Regions from separate parts of the Mus musculus genome. Here region 1 is linked to region 2. The links are chromatin loops, found by intact Hi-C in ENCODE. Cell type or tissue: left cerebral cortex. All regions are shown on one strand.

Region 1 (8,000 bases), 63 kb after region 2:
GAAGTGTACCCCATTCTTTCAGTATCATTGGAGGAGGACCCTACTTTCTCACTTCTCTGTGTGGGGCCCGAAACTCTACTCTGACCCCAGTTTAAGTTTTAAAAGAGGGATCACATTTCTATATATTATTCTTTTCTTTTGCTCCAGTTTTCTGTAAAGAAAAAAGAAAAGAAAAGAAAAGCCATGCCTTTAAAGCATAAGAGACTGGAAATAATGTGCATTGTTCTCATGGTAAACATGATTCCTCTTTCGCCTTTCTGCCCTTTCGGCTAGCCCACGAGCTAACAAAGGAGTGACGCAACAGAGCACAATATATCTACATTGCGTACACATACAGAAATCGAGGACAATGAGCTGTGAAGTGAGAATGTGCACACATCCTATCCTATTTTCATCTGCTCTCCTGGCAATATGCCTTTAGGATTTCTAACAGAAATATATAGGGGCTCCTTTATAGGAATGTCTGTAAAAAATAAATAAAGCAAACATAAAATTCTTAGTCCAGCATCCAGCATAAAGTGGGTGTTGAGTGAGTCCATGCTGCAATAACTACACAAGGTCATTCTGAATACATGCCCAGAGCTTGAAAATTTTTAATTAATTTGCTCAAAAACTGTTTTTTGTTTTTTTGTTTTTTTCCTTTATGGGGCTGGAGAGGTGCCTCAGCAGCTAAGAGTGCTGACTTTGTAATCATGATAACTGCAGTATGGATCCCAGCACCCACATAACAAGTGGGGCACCCTGCCCATGTCTGTAAAGCAACTCCAAGGAGGGCAGAGACAAGAGGAAGTCTTAGGGACAGACGTCACCTCAAAGGAACAGGCAGAGAGAGGACACTCAGTTGCTCTTCCTGGGCTTTAAATGAAGGGCACATAGGGTCATACACCCATGTTTGAGCACATGCATGCACACACACACATGCACACACACACACACACATAAATTTAAAGACATAGCATCTCTATACTCAAATAAACAAAGAAGTGTTCTTTAGAAACACCCTGCTTTCTTTATGGGGAGATACCCAAAGCTCTAACAGTCAACAATTGCCCTGTCTGAGCAACAGCAATGTTTTCTAAAAAACAATTCAATGCTCTTTCATTAGCATACAGTGTTCTAGCCTATGCCCCTACCTAGCTGGAGTGTGTGGGAATGAGAAAACTATAAGATTCAGAGTGTGTGCACTATCTCAGAAGCATGGAGTTTAGCTAGCCAGACCTACACGAGTGAGTGACAGAGCTCAAGGCTCTGCCGACCAAGGCTTGGTCCTGTAAGAACAATTCAGGTATTACAAAGGCAATCTCTTTCCTTTGTTTGTTGCTTATCTTGTGTAGCTCCTTCTATTCCTTGTATATTCTATTACCTAAACACAACCCCATTTGGGGATATCTAGCTATGAACCTAAAGGCATTGAAAAACATTAATTTCTCTCCGAAGAGGGGATGGTAAGGAATTCAAAGACAAACCAGTCTCTTCACAGGAATACAAAACTAAAGGTTACTTGTCCTTTAGAAAGAGAACTAGCTTGTCATAATGGTTTAACTTTGAATTGCTTTCTACTATGTTTTGAAGGGAAAATACTCTGTTGTTCCTTACATATTAATTTCCTGATAATTCTTTATCCTATCTATCTATAAAACTAAGAAGAATAAAAAGCTGCCAATGATTGCTAGACACAAGATTTTTTATTATTATTAAAAATTATCTTAGAGTAAATGAGGTAACAGCGGAGCTCTTGGCTTGACATCATCTCTGTTTTTTTTTTTTTTTTTTTACAGCCACATTGGCATTCTGTCTGTGAAACATGAGTACAGCAATGATGTCATTCTCCAGGATGAAGAATAATTGATCTTAACCTTCGCATCACTTTCCTTTAACTTGAGGCACTAACTCAATTGAAGGCAGAGATAAATAAAATGTCTTCGAGAAACGAATGACATTGTAAAAGGTTACAGCCAAAGACCGGAAGGATACACTTCGGGAAATTTGTAAAACTCCTGCCGTACATGGTCATCGAAAACAGCCCAAGTTTTAGTCTATCAGAAGATAGTCAAATATTTTGTTTTCCCTTCTGAATTGTTGCATGAGAAAAGCTAAAACCTTAATATAAAATGCAAACCCCAGCAATTCAGAGTAAAGTAATGTGGATGGCAGATTTTTTTTTCATTCAAGTTATTAATGTGAGGCTTTTGCTGCCACAAACTTAAGATGCCCTAGTAACTTTCTTTGCTGAAGTCGACTCTGAATTCCAATCTTCCATAAATGCCACGCATGGCTTAAGCAATGTTTTTGCTGCCGAGTTCACGTGACTCTGGCTGCCTCCTAGGTTACTAAGCAGTCCTTGTTCTGCCCCCTCCCTTCCTTTGTTCGTCACTCCCCGGTGGTATTTACCATAGGGCGCCCGGGAACATAACTGTCTTTGTATTTTGGTCTGAGAGTTTTGTCATGCTTTAAAGTCAACAATGGCAGCGAGACAAACATTTCACAGCAATTTTTCCAAATCCCGGTCTATAGAGGTAAGAAAGTTTGTGCTGGTATTCATCTTACATTTAATACTTCCCTTTCCCAAACTACTGGCCAGCAAATGTATGTATTTCTTTACCTTTCCTCTTTTGTATACAGAGTGCCTCATTAAGGCTAGCCGATACACACAGACAACAGACACCCACCATCATGCACAAATCCTGCCAATCACACACACACACACACACACACACACACACACACACACACACACACACACACACACGTTGACTGGACAGACCTCTTCTAGGTGCTAGAGTTGAGCACCCTATGCAGCTACTGTCCCCGTGACAATCGTCACAGGATGCATGCTTTCCTGACTGACATTTACTGTACAAATGAATGCACTTTACTAGTTATCGGGCTTCCAAGCCCACCACCACACCACAATGCAAGCTCTCAACCCCTTGTCTCCAGGTACACAGGTCAGGTACACAGGTACGGTCCGGAGTCAGGCTGCCTCTGTGCCAGTCCCTAGCTGTCACCTCTGCCCGGATGCCACTCACCTTGACCACAATCGCAGTAGCCCCAGTCTACTTTGCCCTGGGCATTCCGATAGAAGCACCAAGGTCTGCCCGAGCCATCCGGGCTCCGGCAGAAGTTGTGCGGCTGCCCTCGCAGCTCAGCCCAACTGGCCGGGGGCGACCGCTCCAGGAAGGGCGGCACCTCGTCCCAGTGTAGACACGGGACGCCGAGGTTGGTGGCATTGCCCCACGACTCTCCTGCCCCGCAGCGGCGTGGAATCGTCGGGGGCGTGTGCCCGGTGCTGAGGACCTGCGGGCGCTGGGCAGCGGGGATCCGCAGCGGGAGCGGGAAGCGCGGGGTCCTGGGTGGCCGCCGCGAGCTGGGAAGGTAGTGCGCGTGTTGGGAACGCGGTGGGGACGGATGCGGGCGGTGAAGGGGAGAGCGCGAGACCGGATCAGCGCGGGCCACTACAGACAGTGCCCCTAAAATCACAGCCAGCACGCAGCGGGCGAGCGCCATGGCTGCGGCGCCGAGTGTGGTCCATGCTGGGCTCCGGGTCCCCGCGGAGGGGGCGGGGCGGGGCCGGCAGAGTCCTAGAGCCCCCTCCCACGCTCGCGCCGCCGCCCTGCTGTCCCAGCCCCCGGGGCAGCTGGAGGATCACACCGGGACCCAAAGGGTCAGCCCCGCGAAGCAAAGGCTGGAGCGCCAGAGGCGATGAGCGCCAGGAGCTCTGTAGCCCGGAGTCCGACCTCCACCCCACCCTCGGCTGTCAGGCGGAGGCGCGGGCTCTCGGTGCCAACGCGGGGGAAGGTCTAGGCTGCCGGTGCCAACAGGCACCACCACAGCCCTGTCTGTCGGCTCCCGCCTGGCACCGGTCCCTCCCGTTCTCGGTGGTTCCGTGTGTGTTTTGCAATCTCTGGAGAAATGTGGATGGAATTAGATGCACCTCTCTGCCTTGGCGTTTCGCAGCATAGAAGTTATGAAAGCCCACCAGGAGTGTTAAAACCACTTGGCAGAGCTGAGTCCTTTAAGATCCCAAGCTTCACACCGTGTTCCGACGAACGTTAGAGGAAATTAAATGCCCGAGTAGATCCAGCAAAAGGAACCTGAACCTTTCTCCTTCCTGCCTCCCACTTTCCACCAGATGCCCTGGACACCAGTTGTTAAGTTTTAATAGGGATTCATCCTGATCTCCAGCCTCCACAGACGCTGTGTCCCTGCGGCACCTGCCTCCTGCCCACAGGGTCGGGACTTGAATTAAGCCTCTTGATTTGCTGCCCCAGGCAAGAGCTAGCTTCCTCCAGCTAGCTTCAATAAAAGTAGACTCTACCTATGGGAGATGTTATTAATTTCTCTGATGGTTCAGTACACCACTTCCAACATCCCCCTGTGCCACTCCGAAGCCTCTAGGTTTAGGACTTTAAGAATTAGCTGGGGCTGAAGGCTTAGGGTTGCCGATTGCTCTTGTCCATGCCACTAAGTTAAAGAAGAAACAGGAATTAGGATAGGAAGATGACAAGCTTGCTTTCTGGGATGTTGATGTTTCAGCAACGAAGGGACTCCGTTCCCTAATGTGATGCAATCCAAAGAAAACTTGAACAAAATTTAAATGACCATTGTTAAAATCTAGGTTTTATTCAGAAACTGGAAGTGATCCTCGCACCTGGCTTTAAATAATTCAACTTCACTTAATATTTTAGGAATCATTTCACTGTGTAAAATAACTGTCAGAAACCCAAGAATGAATGCATTTGTCAATTTTTAAAAGTTTTTATTTGTAATTCATTTTTACACTCTATATTCCATTCCCCGCCCCTCCCCATCCACCCTCCAATTGTTCCACATCCCATAACTCCTTCCCACCCCATCCCGTCTCCACATGGATGCCCCCACACCCCACCCCACCTGATCTCTAAACTCCCTGGGGCCTCCAGTCTCTTGAGGGTTAGCTGAATGAACACAGACCTGAAGTCCTCCACTGTATGTGTGTAAGGGGCCTCATATCAGCTGGTGTATGCTGTATGTTTGGTGGTCCAGTGTTTGAAAGATCTCAGGGGTCCAGATTAACTGAGACTGCTGGTCCTCCAACGTAATCACCCATCTCCTCAGCTTCTTTCAGTCTCCCCTAATTCAACAACAGGGGTCAGCTGCTTCTGTCCATTGGTTGGGTGCAAATATCTGCATCTGATTCTTTCAGAGGGCAGTCATGATAGATCCCTTTTTGTGAGCATTCCATAGCCTCGGAAATAGTGTCAGGCCTTGGGACCTCCCCTTGAGCTGGATCCCACTTTGGACCTTCTTTTCCTCAGGCTCCTCTCCATTTCCATCCCTGTAATTCTTTCAGACAGAAAAAATTATGGGTCAGAGGTGTGACTGTAGGATGGCAACCCCATCCCTCAATTGATGTCCTGTCTTCCTGCTAGAGGTGGGCTCTACAAGTGCCATCTCCCTACTGTTGGGTATTTCATCTAAGGTCTCTCATCTCCCAGGTCTCTGGTGCATTCTGGGGGAATCCCCTCAATCTCCTATTTCCTGAGGTTGCCTGTTTACATTCTTTCTGCTGGCCCTCGGAGCTTCCTCCCTTTTCCCTCACCGGATACCAGATCAGATTCCCCTCTACCCACCACTGTCCCCTCATTCCCCTGTCCACATTCCCTTCCAATTTATTTAATGTATGTGAGCACACTGTCACTCTCTTCAGACACACCAAAAGTGGGCACTGGATTCCATTACAGATGGTTGTGAGACACCATGTGGTTGCTGGGAATTGAGCTCAAGACCTCTGGAAGAGCAGTCAGTGCTCTTAACCAATGAGCCATCTCTGCAGCCCTATTTGTCAAATCTTTATTCAAAGTTTTTAATTCAGGATGGTTTAGTTAATGTTCTGATTTCTTCACTAATGTTTTTCTGGCCCCCAAAGCATAGTTTAAAGTGTACTTGTGGAAGAGAGTAAAATAATATGCACCCAGGGGTTGGCCACTTCCTGTTATTGTGGTAGGAGCTGATAGAGCTTGTCAATCACAGATTTCTGACATAGTAGAAAACAGTTCTAATCCAGGTCATGTTTTTTCTTTTCCAGCTGTCTGGTCCCGCTTGGGTGATTTGTGATGGCTCAGGAAGAGGTTGTCTTGACCTTCAGACTGGATTTCTTGGACCCCAGTCTCCTCATCTCCCTCCATTTTACAACCATGGATGCCATACTTCCTAAAAAATCTATACAACCAACCACCACACATCTCGTATGCATCTTGCAGACAGGGAAATAATGAGAAAGGAGTAAGTTAACCTGTGAGAATACTGCTCAATGAATAAAGTGTTTAAAACACTCCCACAAGCCCGAGGATGTGGGTTTGCATCCCTAGGTGACAGGGCAGTGCCCATCAGAAATCCATAGGCCAATGGATGGTGAAGACAGGAAAATCCCTAGAAGCTTCTGGGCCAGCTAGTCTGCGGTAAGCAGGGGAAAACAAGAGACCATGTCTCAAACAAAATGGAAGGACCCTAGTCTCCTCTTCTGCCTCTATTTTATAACCATAGATCCTACACTTCCTAAAAATCTAGACTGTCCTCCTATAGGCTATAGTATACATCTTCAATACTACACACACACACACACACATACACACACACATACTACACCACAAACACACACAAACATTACATACCACACAAACACACACAAACATTACATACCACACACCACACACCACATACATACACATATGCACACACACATGTGCAGCATACACACCTACACACACCACATGCAGGCACACACATGAATACAGACATCACATACACACATGGCATATCTCATACACACACCCATGCAAATGCATACATGAATACACATATCACATACCACATACATACACGTGCACACACACATACAGGCACACAGATGAATACACACACCATACACCACATATGTACATACACACACATGCACACAGCATGCCTGTAGAGACAATGAGTTAAGAGGATTGTTGGAACTGGGCTCCAGAGAACAAAGCCTTGGGCATCAGGCCTGTCTTCCAGCTTCCTGGTCCAGAGAGGAACTAAAGCTTTTCCGTGGCTTCCTTAAATTTATAAAACGGATGCACAGAGTGGAATTACCCATGGGGGGGGGACCCCACATCTGGATTTCATAGCTTCAGTTTTTAAACATACCTTTCTGAGAAAGTAAAATGGCATTTGTGTAATTGGAGCATGAACTGAGGGCCTCAACTTGGGTTCTGCCCTCTGTGTTACAGGCAGAGTCTGATTTAACACAGGTCTGTGTGCATCATTCTCTCCCCAGCTGATGGTCTCCCTCCCTCTTTTGTTGTCCACCCTTGTTACCACAGACGCGCACGCATAACTGTAACTGGGATTTCCAAATCCCAAACGAATTCCTGAAATGCATCTCCACCAGGCCAGACCCTACCTGCATCTTCCGTAGATTCCCGTCACCCTCAGTCTCAGGTATGAAAGCTGGAGAGGAGAGCGTGCAGCAACCCTGTCTGGAACCTCAAAACATATGCTCTCTCTGCCTTCCCTTCTCCTCAGCAGCAACAAAGGAAACGCACACGTCCTCTTGCAGGTACTCTGAACCACATACTTGAGAGGCCACCGCAGGCCCCCAGAATCGTCCTTTGTCGCTCTCAATCCCATCAAGTAAACACATTGATTTGTGGCCAAAGAGTTCAATTGCTTAGTTTCAAAGGCTACTGCGATCGAGAACCAGGATGGTAATAGGAAGACTGGGGAACTCGAGGGAACTGAAGGGAAGAATCTCTGCGCGAGCAGAGGCGGTGGGCAGTGTCAAGGACGGCAGAGCGCACCCACAGCCATGGCTCTCGGGTTCCACGGTAACCCATCTGTAAACATCTGGCCTTGCGGTGCTTTATGAAGCATTTTACTTCATGTGTTGCTAGGCTGGCTCTGTATAGTTTGATTTGGAAATGAGTATATTATTTTTACAGAGTTACGAAAGTGAATGTATAAAATAGCCTCCGAGTAAGGGCCATTTA
Region 2 (8,000 bases):
ATGCTTAGGTTCAATCTTAATTTCAGTAGTGTTCATTCATATGAAATCAAGCTTCAGGCTATTTTCTGATTATGGTCCCTCCTGTGGAAGTCAGCCTTCATTTAAGAGACGGATAACTGAATCTAATTATGGTTTTCTGAAAATTACCAGTCTCCCCCACTAAAACTGAAAGGGGAAAGACGCATCTGACATGGAAGGAGCAAAGCTGAAAGACGGGTATTCTACGGTGAAATCATCTCAGTGCCGGGCAGCAATAGTGCAATCAGCTCAAAGCAGAGCAGCAATAGTGCCTGGCACACTCACTCAGGGCAGAGCAGCAATAGTGCCCAGCACACTCGCTCAGGGCAGAGCAGCAATAATGCTCAGCACACTTGCTCAGTGCAGAACAGCAATAATGCCCGGCACACTCGCTCAGTACACGGGCTTCTCTATTTTACCCCCCTCCCCCGTAAATGAAAAAAAAAAAAAAAGAAAGAAAGAAAAAACTCCACAACTTCAATCACAAGCAATTTCCAAGTCTTCTCCTCCCACAGTCTCTTAAGTGCATTCTAAGACTCCAAGCCTTGGCCTGGTGGTGATGAAATTCACTGGCTTTAAGCGCAAATCTCCACTGATTAGAAGTGACATCTCTGCCTCAAATTCAGAGTAGAGTCACTAAAATAGCGCTTGTCTTAAAAGCAACATGATAGGCCATAAAATGATGACTGCTTTTGTGTTCAATTCTGAAGTTTCAGACTTACAGAAAAAAAAATTTTGCAAAAATGTCAGAGTGCCCGATTTTCTCTAATTGCTAACCTAACGGAATTAGATAAGCATGGATTTCATCTGATTGTTTTTTCCTCGTGGTCAGAACATGATGTGGACTTTGAGGCGCAGGGCAGAGAGAGAAACATCTTATTTTCACCCTACTGTATCAGCGTGTTCACCGTGATCATGACCTATCTTTATTCTCCTTTGATTTTTGTTTTCACGTGACGCTTATCCTCGCATTGTTATTACCCAGAACGGGCAGTGTCTGTTACTTTCCGGCACCGTTTATACAGTCTCCTCTGTCCTGCTTATTTGGGTGAACCTGACACAAACATGGGCATCCAAGCAGAGGGAACCTTGAGATAATGCCTCCGTTGCTTTGGCCTGTTGGCTTGGCTGTGGGGCATTTTCTTGGTTAGCCATTGATATGGGAGGGTTCGGTGTGAGCAGCGCCACACCTGGGCAGGTTAGCCCTGGGCTGTATAAGAAGGCAGGCTAAGTAAGCCAAGAGCAAGCCAATAAGCAGCACGCCTCCATGGTCTCTGCTTCAGTTCCTGCCTCCATGGTCTCTGCTTCAGTTCCTGCCTCCATGGTCTCTGCCTCAGTTCCTGCCTCCATGGTCTCTGCTTCAGTTCCTGCCTCCAGGTTCCTGCTTGGAGTGACTGCCTTAGCTTCCCTCAATGCGGAACTATGATGTGGAAGTGGAAGCCAAAGCCCCTCTCCAAGATGCACTTGATGATGTTGTATCACAGCAGCAGAAACCATACTAGGATGTCCTTTCTTTCTTTTCTTTTCTTTTTTTTTTTTTTGCATGCGATGCCACCACCACACCAGAAGAGGGCGTCAGATCTCATTACGGATGGTTGTGAGCCACCATGTGGTTGCTGGGATTTAAACTCAGGACCTCTGGAAGTGCAGGCAGTTTTCTTAACCACTGAGCCATCTCCCCAGCCCAGGATATCCTTTCTTTACCCTGCACCTTGAAATCAAGTCATGAAACAACCCAATATGAAACTGGTGCTGCAATCCAGGAGAGGGATGAGACTCCACCTTCTGGAGAAAATTACTTTTGCTGTTGTTTCCTTGTGGTGCTGGAGATTGTACACAGAGCCTTGTGATTACCAAACAAACACTCATCACTAAGCTACATTTCCAGCCCCCTATCCCAAAGGTTTTAAACTAAAAAAATAAATAAAAATAGTGGTTTTGAAGTAGGGTCTCATGTACCCTAAATTGTCCATTAACTTAATAGGTAGTCAAACAAAACTCCAACCCGAAAGCCACTAGTTGCTGGGGTTACAGGCCCGTGCCACCGTGCCCACTGTATGCCTTGCTGGGGTTACAGGCACGTGCCACCGTGCCCACTGTATGCCTTGCTGGGGTTACAGGCGCGTGCCACCGTGCCCACTGTATGCCTTGCTGGGGTTACAGGCGCGTGCCATCATGTGCCACCGTGCCCACTGTATGCCTTGCTGGGGTTACAGGCCCGTACCACCGTGCCCACTGTATGCCTTGCTGGGGTTACAGGCCCGTGCCACCGTGCCCACTGTATGCCTTGCTGGGGTTACAGGCCCGTACCACCGTGCCCACTGTATGCCTTGCTGGGGTTACAGGCCCGTGCCACCGTGCCCACTGTATGCCTTGCTGGGGTTACAGGCCCGTACCACCGTGCCCACTGTATGCCTTGCTGGGGTTACAGGCCCGTGCCACCGTGCCCACTGTATGCCTTGCTGGGCGCTGGTCCCAGGGCTTCGTGCTGCTAGGTAAGCACTCAGAAATGAAGTAACATCTCAAACCCTAAAAACAAATCTTTTTTCCGTTTCAGAAATACGTACTGTGCTCTTCAAAGCACTTTGCCATGACCACAAGTGCTCACTGGAGTCTTCCCTCCAAGCACTTCCCCAGGAGAAAATGCAAACATCAAAATCACTTGTACGGATGAAGGTTTTCATAACAACACTTGACCAAAACGCTGAAAGCTGAAAAGAACTTCCACAGATGATAAGAGATGTGGTGAGGGGAGAGCAACAAGGACAGAAAAGAACACAAACAGAAGGACATGCCAAAGGCAGGTTTTAAAAGTTCCATTTCAGACAAAACAAGTTTGGCCAAAAGACAGGAATATACAAGGACATAAACTATCACTATTCCATTCCAGCTACCTAGCCCAATGGTTAACGTCTGGTTCATTAAAAATGTTCAGTAAGACATGATGTGCTGCCAAAACTTATGTTGAAATCGTAGCCCCTACTCTCTGAACATGGTAGTATTTGGAATGAGGTTACTAGACCGTGCTGTTGGTGGCCTACAAGAACGTGGTTGAGGGCCGCAGGTCTGCCTGGATGGTCATCTCGAGCATTGAGAAGAAGACCGACACCTCCAACAAGAAGTTGCAGCTGACCAAGGACTGTCAGGAGAAAGTGGAGTTGGAACTGAGGTCCATCTGCATCACGGTTCTGGAATTGTTGGGTAAGTATTTAATAGCCAATGCAATTAATCCAGAGAGTAAGGTCTTCTATCTGAAAATGAATGGAGATTATTTCCAGGATCTTGCTGAAGTAGCTTGTGGCGATGATGGAAAACAAATGATAGAAAATTCCCAAAGAGCCTACCAAGAGGCATTTGATATAAGCAAGAAAGAGATGCAACCTACACATCCAATCCGCCTGGGGCTGGCTCTTAACCTTCCTGTATTTTACTCTGTGATCCTTAATAATCCAGAGCTTGCCTACACACTGGCTAAAACGGCTTTTGATGAGGCTATCACAGAGCTTGGTACACTGAACAAAGACTCCTACAAAGACAGCACCCTTATCATGCAGTTGCTTAGAGACAACTTAACATTATGGACATCAGACAGTGCAGAAGAATGTGATGCAGCAGAGGGGGCCGAAAACTAAAGGCATCCAGGGCACCAACCCCCTTCCCCTCAAGAAGACCTTTTTACATCTCCATTCCTTATTCCACTTGGATTTCCTCTAGCAAGAAAGCCCATTCGTGTGTATGGGATCAACTGTTTATATAGTCTTTTCACACTGCAGCTTTGGGGAAACTCCATCCCTTGGTTTGTGTTGTCTCCTCCTTCCTGGTGTGCAGTTACTGCTGTAGAAAAGTATCAATAGCTTCATTTCATGTAAACACGAGTAACTTCCAGACACGTGAGTAGAGGACTGACAGCACACTTGGTATTTAAGTAATCTGAACCGGTTCTACAAGCGACTGTGTTTTGTATTACTGCGAAGATATGGAAAATGTAGTGCATTGCAATTTAAAGTAATGTTAGTACTTTTCCATGCAAATTTGTGTACATGTGAGAGGGTATCCATTTGGTTCAGTGATTGTTCTTTAGAGAGTTGTTTGCTAATCATTGACTGTAGTCCCCAAAAAAGCCTTATGAAAATGTTATGCCCTGTGTAACAGCAGAGTAACATAAAAACAAAACTACATTTTGTAAAATAAAAAACCTGACAGGTGCAGACAGGCACAAAAGAAAAACCCACGGAAAGATGCAGGCTACCATCTACTGGCCAGAGAAGGAAGGCCCTTAATCTCGGACTTCTCAGCTCAGGACTAATACAGACCATTCTTAAGGACACCCTCAGAAGACCATCCAGAATGTAAATGAAATGTTTGGGCAACGCGCCGCGGTTACTTGAGCCTTATGATGAACTAGTTCTTTCAATTCAGTAGTGATTATTTTAAGTAAAATGAGATAGTGGGTGAGCGAGCTGAGGTTCACGAACCCCTCTAGGTCCTTCAAATGCGAGTATTGTCTCCAATGAATTCGTTCCTACTGACTCCTGCACGGTGTTGCCCTAACCGCACCCTTCCCAGCCTGTAATGATCACAGCTTTCTAACTAACATTCTCCATGACGACAACTGTCATCTCCATACTCCATCACTAAAGGCCCTCTATTCTGTCTCATAGCGGGCTGCACGCGGGAGTGAGATATGCCTTCCTCCCGGAAAAGCCGAGGGCCGGGCGGGTCTGCTCGCACTGCCCAGGCTTCCCGTTCTCCCGGTTCGAGAAACCTTCCGGCGCGCTGTGTCGGGCAAAAGTGAGATCAGATCAAAAGGGCAAGCGGAAGGGCGCAAGCGGAACCATCAACCCCGATGGGGGCAGAGGAGCCGCCAACAGCTCTCGGGGACAAAGGGCCGGCGCCATAGGAAGTGATGCCGGGGGAGGCGGCAACGAAGGGACCTTAGACTTTGGGTCCCAGAGAAGAACGCAGCCAAGAAGAGAAAACGCGCGCACCGCCAGAGCTTCAGCCACGAGACTTCTGACACCGCGAGAACTGTGGTTTCAGCTCGGCTTTTCCCCGCCCACCTCCACAGCCCGCCCATTCCTGTGACGCACGCATCGAATCCGGGCCGCCTGTACACCAATCAAAGTGACGAGGCGCGGGAGAGCTCGGAATGGGCGGGAAAGCCCCGCCCCTCGCGCGCAGGCTCTTGGGAGAGCGTCACCCGGGCTATAAAAGCGTGCGCGCACCGTTCAGAAGTCTCTTTGGCTGCGATCCGCCTACGAGTATGTAGTTGTATGGTGGGGATGATATCTTGGGCCTTATTTGTGAGTGGCCGAGATGCGGGAGACACAAGGTGGCTATGGTGCTGGCCGAAAGCCATCAACTCTGCAAGAGCGCCGTGAAGGTTAGCGCGACGACCACCATGTAAAGCCGATACGGTGTTGGGCGGCGTGACGCAAGTTCGCCACCGCTGGGTCGGATGGTGAGTGACACCTCTGGGGTTACACTAGATTTTTGGGCTGTGAAACTCCATGTATCTTTGGGACCTGCCGCCTGTGGCAGTCTCCCTTCCTAGCCATGGAAGAGCATGTTCTTGTTATTGGCAAAGCTGTCACCATTTCATTGGTACCAGATTCTGACTTGAGCAAGTGACATTCTAAGATTGTAAGAGTCTACACGACGCTAGAAAAATGGACTTCAGTTTTCTAAACTAGTATTGAAATATTTCTAGGAAACGCCGGGACCCGTTGCTGTTGAACAGTGGAGGAAGTGTTAAGGTAAGATTCATTTTTGTGGTGTTTTCGCGGTTCTGGGTAGTGAGTGGGCCTTTACTGTTAGGGTGAAGTTTGCTCTTGTGCTGACATTAACATAAGTAAACAGCCCGTAGTATAGTCACGGATATTCTGTAATGGGCCTTTTTTTTTTTCTTGCAGGTACTGTAGTGGTTGAGATCGTCTCTGGTCAACTTACAGGGAATCTTCGCTTTTAATTTTTGAAAATTGAATATTTTATATTAAATAAAAGATGTTTGGTGTGTAATAAGACTGTGTCCTGTTTCTGGAGGTTGTGTGAATTAAGAGTTAACGATACAGGAGACATTTGCGCAGGAAATAACTGGGTTAACTAGGCTTCCAAAGAAGATAGGTTTGATTGTTACAAAGGTGCAAGATAAATGTTGGCTTGGAACATGAGTGATTAATAAGCCACAGACGGTTGCCCTTAATGAAAAGTATCTTTTGCTTGCTGCTCTCCAAGCCTTCTAGTGTGTGCCATTCAACTTCAAATCTCCAGAAGCCAAGTATGTAACACCAGCTAGGGGGTGTGTTGTGACAGGTGCTGAGGGGATACTTGTGACCTTAGAGGCTTTTGTGTCTGGGATTTGAGGTACTGAGACTCACACTCAAGAGTATGATAGGCCTTATTTAGGGAAGCTTAGGAACCAGGGGGTGATTCCTCTGCACAGAGATTATTGGGATCCAAATTCCCACCAGATGTCTCTGGGCCTTCATTCCTATTTAAAAAGGGCTGCTGTAAGGTCATGGTTCCACAAGTGGTCAGTAATTTGTATGGCCTCTTAACTGCTTGCCATTTCATGTGTTAGGCTTTCTGGTACATAAGGAGAGCCTCTTTAAAACATTTGTCAGGTTAGTCTCAGGAGATCTGAACTTACTTGAAGGTACCAGTAGATGGCGTACTTTTTCATGGTTCAAAAGGCAGAATTCAAGTTTGACATCTGCCTACTGTTCTAGAGAAATGATTTTGATAGTGAAGATTTGAACTTAAGAAAATGATGTGCTGGTCTTAGTGTAGGTAAGATCAAAAAGGTTAAATGTGGGCACCTAATCAAGGTTCCTAGCCCAAATTTTGTAGATTTAAAAATTAAAACTAAGATTTGCTAGAATTTCACCTTACATAAAAATTGTAATAGGCAAGGATAAGACCTGTACCCCTGAACTACTGGGTTCTCTCAAATTCAAAGGAATCGCAGGCTTGTCATTTCTGGCATGGTGCCAAGTATGAAGACTGAATGGTTACTGTTTTACTATTTTCTTGAGCTTTCCATAAGTTACAGACTGGTGACACTTTTTATCCAAGGTACAAAGGCGGGGACTCTGGTATAAACTCCAGGAGTGTCTTTGACTCCACATCCATACCCCCAGGAAGTCACCCCATACACAACCCAGGACTCATCAGGCTTTTCACACATGAGTGGTCCTCCACTGTCTCCCTGGCAGCTGTCCACACGGTTGTCTTCTTGGAGGTTCCCAGCACAGAGCATTCTCCCAGTAAATAGTCCCTTGTACCTCTCTTTACAAAACCTCTTGGGTAACAGAGGCACAGCAGCTTGTTGTAGAGTTCTTGAGTAGGCACGACCTGCTCAGACCAAAAGAAGGCTGGCGTTAGTCAATGGGATTTCAGCTAATGATCACATTTAGCAGTTTAGTAGTCTTATAATGCCTTCAAAGGCATTTCAAAATGGCTGTTAACTTAGAAGTAGCTATGGTGCTAGCTGTGTAGCAGAAGGCTCTAGTATTGGATGTTTCAGAATTAAACTGCGTACAGTTTCACATACAAACATGACGTGTCATTTATCTAGTCAGGTCATTTGTGGAAAAACATAAGTGTACACCTAGCAATTGAATTCCATCAGCTAGTGCTAAAATTTGGAATTAGAACCAACAGTGTAGGAAACCAACAGTCCAGGGTGTGAATCTAGGTAGGCTGTGTGTATACATTTCACACTTGGCAGACTTCAAGCATCTAAGCTTAAGCCCACCTAAGGCCGTGATTCTCAATCCTAATGTTGCGATCCTTTAATACAGTTCCTCCCATGGTGGTGACCCCCAACCATAAAATTATTTTTATTGTTACCTCATAACGAATTTTGCTACTGTTATAACTGTGTTTCCCAATGGTCTTAGGTGACCCACCAATGGAGAACCACTGATCTAAGGTCATACCATTGCACATCCTAACATGAACAGACCAAATGCTGTCAAGTT

The links. Peaks named below come from ENCODE experiments on the same cell type or tissue, not always from the same donor. Only the 100,000 strongest peaks of a DNase experiment are listed, where the experiment ranks them.
Region 1: a loop joins it to region 2, with 4 times the contacts of the local background. A loop is called at or near these places in 4 of 42 quality-filtered maps.

What each region holds. Positions count from the first base shown.
Region 1 is chr3:123,442,666-123,450,665 of GRCm38, reverse strand. Prss12 (protease, serine 12 neurotrypsin (motopsin)) reads right to left here and starts at 3,753. Exons shown (of 11, transcript NM_008939.2): 1 at 3,030-3,753. The coding sequence starts at 3,507. It overlaps Gm35065 (a long non-coding RNA gene), which reads left to right and starts at 619. Exons shown (of 5, transcript XR_001783982.2): 1 at 619-2,516; 2 at 6,068-6,440; 3 at 7,335-8,000. In left cerebral cortex, no CTCF peak of the experiment used is centred here; DNase peaks (open chromatin) are centred at 2,360, 2,987, 3,850, 7,651 and 4 more places; H3K4me3 peaks cover 2,252 bases; H3K27ac peaks cover 1,404 bases.
Region 2 is chr3:123,505,591-123,513,590 of GRCm38, reverse strand. It overlaps Prss12 (protease, serine 12 neurotrypsin (motopsin)), which reads right to left. Exons shown (of 11, transcript NM_008939.2): 11 at 6,989-7,371. The coding sequence ends at 7,064. Snhg8 (small nucleolar RNA host gene 8) reads left to right here and starts at 5,255. Exons shown (of 1, transcript NR_028574.1): 1 at 5,255-6,039. Snora24 (small nucleolar RNA, H/ACA box 24) reads left to right here and starts at 5,525; the gene lies at 5,525-5,654. It also overlaps the pseudogene Gm9369. In left cerebral cortex, CTCF peaks have their summits at 1,579 (motif pointing right), 4,280 (motif pointing left), 5,461 and 6,684 (motif pointing right); DNase peaks (open chromatin) are centred at 5,116, 6,682, 7,066, 7,262 and 1 more place; H3K4me3 peaks cover 2,925 bases; H3K27ac peaks cover 2,141 bases.